2 separate regions of the Homo sapiens genome follow, and region 2 is linked to region 1. A link is a loop called in an ENCODE intact Hi-C map of the cell type or tissue named here. Cell type or tissue: heart left ventricle. All regions are shown on one strand. Each heading gives the region's core, and the rest is flanking DNA. Links, peaks and the distances in the headings are about the cores only. Region 1 overlaps METTL4 (methyltransferase 4, N6-adenosine). Region 2 overlaps SMCHD1 (structural maintenance of chromosomes flexible hinge domain containing 1).

The links. A loop is a pair of places that touch in the nucleus more often than their neighbours do. Peaks named below come from ENCODE experiments on the same cell type or tissue, not always from the same donor. Only the 100,000 strongest peaks of a DNase experiment are listed, where the experiment ranks them.
Region 2: it touches region 1 in a loop (3-fold over the local background); 2 of 110 quality-filtered maps call a loop at or near these places.

What each region holds. Positions count from the first base shown.
Region 1 is chr18:2,563,523-2,566,328 of GRCh38, reverse strand. It overlaps METTL4 (methyltransferase 4, N6-adenosine), which reads left to right. Exons shown (of 9, transcript NM_022840.5): 3 at 2,470-2,532. Among named protein-coding and RNA genes, the nearest start is that of METTL4, 6.6 kb to the left of the region's middle. In heart left ventricle, for the core only: no CTCF peak of the experiment used is centred there; no DNase peak of the experiment used is centred there.
Region 2 is chr18:2,715,307-2,718,112 of GRCh38, reverse strand. All of the region lies in intron 17 of SMCHD1 (structural maintenance of chromosomes flexible hinge domain containing 1), which reads right to left. Among named protein-coding and RNA genes, the nearest start is that of SMCHD1, 61 kb to the right of the region's middle. RefSeq lists an enhancer at 874-1,374. In heart left ventricle, for the core only: no CTCF peak of the experiment used is centred there; a DNase peak (open chromatin) is centred at 1,222; H3K27ac peaks cover 1,261 bases.

The sequences.
Region 1 (2,806 bases), core at 16-2,515:
TGATACAAGTAGAAAGCTCCTGTGGTAAATATACCCGTTTGTAAAGTATATGTATTTGTATATTCACACTGGTGCAATCTTTTAGTAGAGTTTTGGGAATGCCATACAGGATCAAATTAATTATGCTTTAATACTTTTTATCTCTTTCAGGAATTTAGAGGTGATTTTACAAAGTCCATTTTAGATATCTGATATCAGCATTGTCTTTTTTACTTATTTTTATTTATTTGTTTATTTTATTTATTTATTTATTTATTTATTTATTTATTTATTTATTTATTTGAGACAGAGTCTTGCTCTGTCACCCAAGCTGGAGTGCAGTGGTGCTATCTCAGCTCACTGCAAGCTCCGCCTCCCGGGTTCACGCCATTCTCCTGCCTCAGCCTCCCGAGCAGCTGGGACTACAGGCGCTTGCCACCACGCCTGGCTAATTTTTTGTATTTTTAGTAGAGACGGGGCTTCACTGTGTTAAGCCAGGGTGATCTTGATCTCCTGACCTCGTGATCTGCCCACCTCGGCTTGAGCCACTGCACCCGGCCTCAACATTTTCTTTTTTAGTGATAGGATTAACATTCATTACTCACCGAACAAACGTTTGAGCTCTTTCTATGTGCCATTGTATGCAGAGTGATGAAACAAGATAAACATAATCCCTCCCTGATGGATCTTATAATTCGGTGAAGAAGAAAGATATTAAATACGAAAGTTTGTTGAGAATTAGAATAAGGAAAGTAATAAAGAAAATACATTTTCTGAAATGGAACTTTTTAATATTGTGACTTTTTTCTTGTGCATATTCTTCTTTTTTTTAATTTTAATTTTAATTTTTAAGTTCACAGGTACATGTATAGGTTTGTTATATAGATACATTTGTGTCATGGGGTTTTGTTGTACAAATTATTTCATCACCCAGGTATTAAGCCTAGTACCCATTAGTTATTTGTCCTGATCCTTTCCCTCCTCCCATCCTCTGACCTCCATCTTCCAGTAGGCCCCAGTATCTGTTGCTCCCCTCTGTGTGTTCATGTGTTGATCCCCCTTTTTTTTTTTGAGACGGAGTCTTGCTCTGTTTCCCAGGCTGGAGCGCAGTGGCGTGATCTCGGTTCACTGAAACCTCTGCCTCTCAGGTTCAAGCAATTCTCCTGTCTCAGCCTCCCGAGTAGCTGGGATTATGTGTGTCCACCACCATACCCGGCCAATTTTTTGTATTTTTAGTAGACACCTTGTTGGCCAAGCTGGTCTTGAACTCCTGATCTCAGGTGATCCACCTGCCTCGGCCTCCCAAAGTGCTGAGATTACAGGTGTGAGCCACCATGCCCAGTCCCCTTTTTCCTTTCATCAAATATTTATTGATCATTTACTACGTGTCACACACAGAAAAGAAAATATTTAGCATTGTCCGAGGTCTTAGTAAAATAGTATGTTGTAATATAAGTAATTCAGATAATAACAAGCCTTTGTAAAGGACTTTATAGTTTACAGGGTATGGGCATTAATTTTTAATGTTTAATCTCTCAGGTTGGGTAAATTTCTTATAACATGGAAAAAAATAGATGAACCTATGTAATAAATGTAATCTTGATGACACCTTCTGATATGCTAAAGCAAATTATACAATATTAAGTCCATTTATTTATTTAGCCAACAGACATTTATTGTTAGCATGCTAAGAGTTTGACACAAGGTAAGCACTGGAGTTTCAGCCATAAAAAGTACTAAGTCCTTACTCTATATTGTTAGATATAGAACAGTGTCAATATAAATCTGATTCATACCTAACCCTCATCAGTCATAAGCACATTGGAATTTCTTTTGATGATAGCACCTGGCTAGTTTCTCTTCTCAGAAATAAAGGAAATTGAGAATAACTATACCATATATAAAGTGATAGATGGCACTGGTAACTTCATACGGTGTCATAGTTTCCTTGTATTTCATGGGTGCTGATGCTACACTTTATCATGTGGAACTAGTTCTTTTTTTTGAGACAGAGTCTCGCACACCATTCTCCTGCCTCAGCCTCCCAAGTAGCTGGGACTACAGGCGCCTGCCACCATGCCTGGCTAATTTTTTTTTTTTTTGTATTTTTAGTAGAGATGGGGTTTCACCATGTTAGCCGGGATGGTCTCGATCTTCTGACCTCGTGATCCTCCCGCCTTGGCCTCCCAAAGTGCTGGGATTACAGGCGTGAGCCACCGTGCCCGGCCAGAACTAGTTCTTATTAATAGCAGATAAAGCTGAGGTGACCTTTTACAATCCATTTTGTTTATGTTGTTGTTTTTAATTTACTTTGGGAAAGCTTACCTCCTCACTCCATACCCTTTGCATTGATTTTGACCTCAGTAGACAATTACTACTATTAATTATTAATTATTATTAGACAGATATAAGACATAAATAATGTTATAATGAAAAAGCAAAATATTAATGGCAACATAACTTTTCCCCTGTAATTGATCTACCCTTTAGAAGCGTAAAAGATGTGTTGTTTTCAATCAAGGTGAATTGGATGCTATGGAATACCATACAAAGGTAAGTGTAAAATGTTCATTGATCACATTGGAAGATTAATGTGAAGTAGTAGAAAATAAATGGACAACATAAATAAGGATTTTTTTTCAAAATCAAGCAATCATTTTGATCAGGCTTAGCACTTAATATATTTATTGTTAATTTTATAGTAATGCACAGTTTAAACCAGTTTTGTCTTTTTTTTTTTTTTTTTTTTGAGGCAGAGTCTCATTCTGTTGCCCAGGCTGGAGTGGAGTGGTAGTGGTGTGATCTCAGCTCACTGTAGCCTCTGCCT
Region 2 (2,806 bases), core at 112-2,611, 150 kb before region 1:
GTAAAACATGAAATACGCAATGTCACATTGGCACCAAATACCTATTTGCTGTATTTTAAAACCTGCTTTGAAGCTTCAAAAGATCTAACACTATCCTATGAAAGTGAACAGCAATAATAATAGTTAACTCTTCAATTCATTAAAATCTCTTTATTTCAAGTCTTATAAACTCTTTCACTTTATTTAAAATTACTATTTAAAGAGAAAGGAAGACAACAGAAGACAAATAACATGACCTCTCCAAAAAATTCCTTATTTATTGCCCACTCTAGAATTATATAATGTAAATATTAAAAAAAACAAAATTTTTAAAAAGGCAATTCATGAACAAATCCGAAATGTTTATCAAGTAGGTAACATGACCACACAGACCAAAAAGAGGGAGAAAGAGAGAGAAAAGCAGTCAACCTTACCCACTTGGAAACAGTACAATAGTGCATTCACACTGTGAACTTCTATCTAAGAAGGAACACAGGAGCTCAACATAAAAGCATAACAGGCCCAGCGTGGTGGCTCATGCCTGTAATCGCAGCACTTTGGAAGGCTGAGGCCAAGAATTTGAGACCAGCCTGGGCCATATAGTGATGGCTTGTCTCTACAAATATTTAAAAATTAGCCAGGCATGGTCCGGCTAAGCAGTCCCAGCTACCTGAGAGGATGAGATGGGAGGACTACTTGAGCCCAGGAGGTCAAGGCCACAGCGAGCTATGAAGGTACCAGTCTGGGCAACAGAGTAAGACCTTGTCTCAAAAAAAAAGCAAAAGAAACTTTGGATACTTTGAACACTACAGTGGGCAACAGCACTGCATGTCCCATGAAAAACTGGGAGTGAATCCTCTGTGTGAGAAGGGAAGAGAGCAACTGAAGCCAGCTGGGAGCTCCTTGGCCCTACCAAGCACTGGATCTGACTTGGAGAGCATTGGGAACAGTGGGAAGTGCTCCACCCATACTCCCAGACCTGGGTGGTACAAATAGAAGGCAGCCATTCCCGATCCTAAGTCACAGCGGGCTGCACAGAAACCTGCCAGCCAGCATAGGTGGCACTCACTGGTATGGAGAGTCTCCAGACTAAGATTTGTGATCTAATATTGAGGAGAGCAGCCTCCACAACCAGAATTGAGAGGCAAGTGTAATATGGGCCCCAGCCATGGGTATGAGAATTGGGTGCCCCTGCTTTGCAGAGCCAGACTGGGAGGGGTATGGCCTGGAGCCTGGTTTTTGTCCCTGGCAGGACGTTTTGCAGCCTGAGACAGATTCACAATCTGAGGACAGACTGCCTGTGACTTGGCTGGCTGTTTCAGCTTGCTGCCAGCAGCAGATGGTAGGAGGGAATCCAACCAGGTCAAAACTGTAGAGAACCGGGTCCCACTATCACCTGCCAGGTTGTGGAGCCCTAGCGACCCCACTTTCCCCATGCTGGATCTTTGGCATGGCAGTGGTTGCTCTGCTCCTCCCTGGAGCATTCCTTCGGGGCCTGAGAACTGCCTTGCAACCCCTGCAAGGGCTGGTGCTTGTGCCCTGTTGGGGTGGCCAGAATGCAGGATTCTCCAGCCCAGCCCTGCCTAGCTTTGCCCTCCCTACCTGCCTCAGGGGCAGAGTACAGGACTGGGACCCCTGGAAGTTACACAGTCCAGCCCATCATCTAGGACATCAGAGTACTTCTGGTTAACAAAGGTAACCCATAAATGCTACCACAACAGCTGCATCCAGCTCTTACCTTCTAGCACCACATACCGGACAGGAGGCCAACCTTCACAGCCCATTAAAACATCTGCTAAAACAATTGTGCAGTGCTCAGGAAGGAGACAAGCTCTGCACCACCTCTACTACCACAATTGTCCATACCACTGCAGCTACACAGGAGGCCCTGAGACTGCTCACCCGCCTGATACATTACTACAACAGCCAGCACTGGAGAAAGCCACCACACTAAGGCTATTTATAAACAAGGAAATCATAGATAATCTATGTCACTGAATACACCCAAGAAGCAAAGCCACAAGAATCTATTAAACATACATCATAGACACATCATCAAGGAAAAAATAAGTCCTGCCCCAACAAATGTAAATTCAAAACTAAAAATAAGCAACTACTACTACGGATACAAAGGAAATCAGGACAATACAGAAAATATTAAAAAATAAGGTGCTATGACAGTTCCAAAGCAACATGGTAATTCTCTAACGATGGATCCTAACCAAAAAGAAATCTTTGAAATATCAAATAAAAAATTCAAAATACTGATTATTTTATTTTCTTGAGATGTGGTCTTGCTCTGTTGCCCTGGGTGAATTTCAGCGGCACAATCATAGCTCACTGCAGTCTCATGGGCTCAAGTGATCCTCCCACCTCAGCCTCCTAAGTTGCTGGGACTACAGGTATATATTACCATGCCCACTTCTTAAATTAAAAAAAAATTTTTTTAGAGAGTGTCTCACTGTGTTGTCCAGGATGGTCTTGAACTCCTGGCATCAAGCTATCTTCCCACTTCAGCCTCCTGGGATTATAGGCATCAGCCACCAAGCCCAGCTAAAATACTGATTTTTAAAGAAGCTCTATGAGATACAGGAGATAGCTGAAAACTAATATAAAGTAGTGAGAAAATGAAATTCAGGATATGAATGAGAAATTTACCAAAGGCATAGTTTTTTGTTTTTTTAAAAAAGAACTTCTGTAATAAAAAAATTCATGGAAGGAATTACAAGATATGGTTGAAAGCAAACAATGGACTAGACCAAGCAGGAGAATCTCAAAATGTGAAGATAAATCTGTTGAATTAATCAATCAGACAAAATAAAGAAAA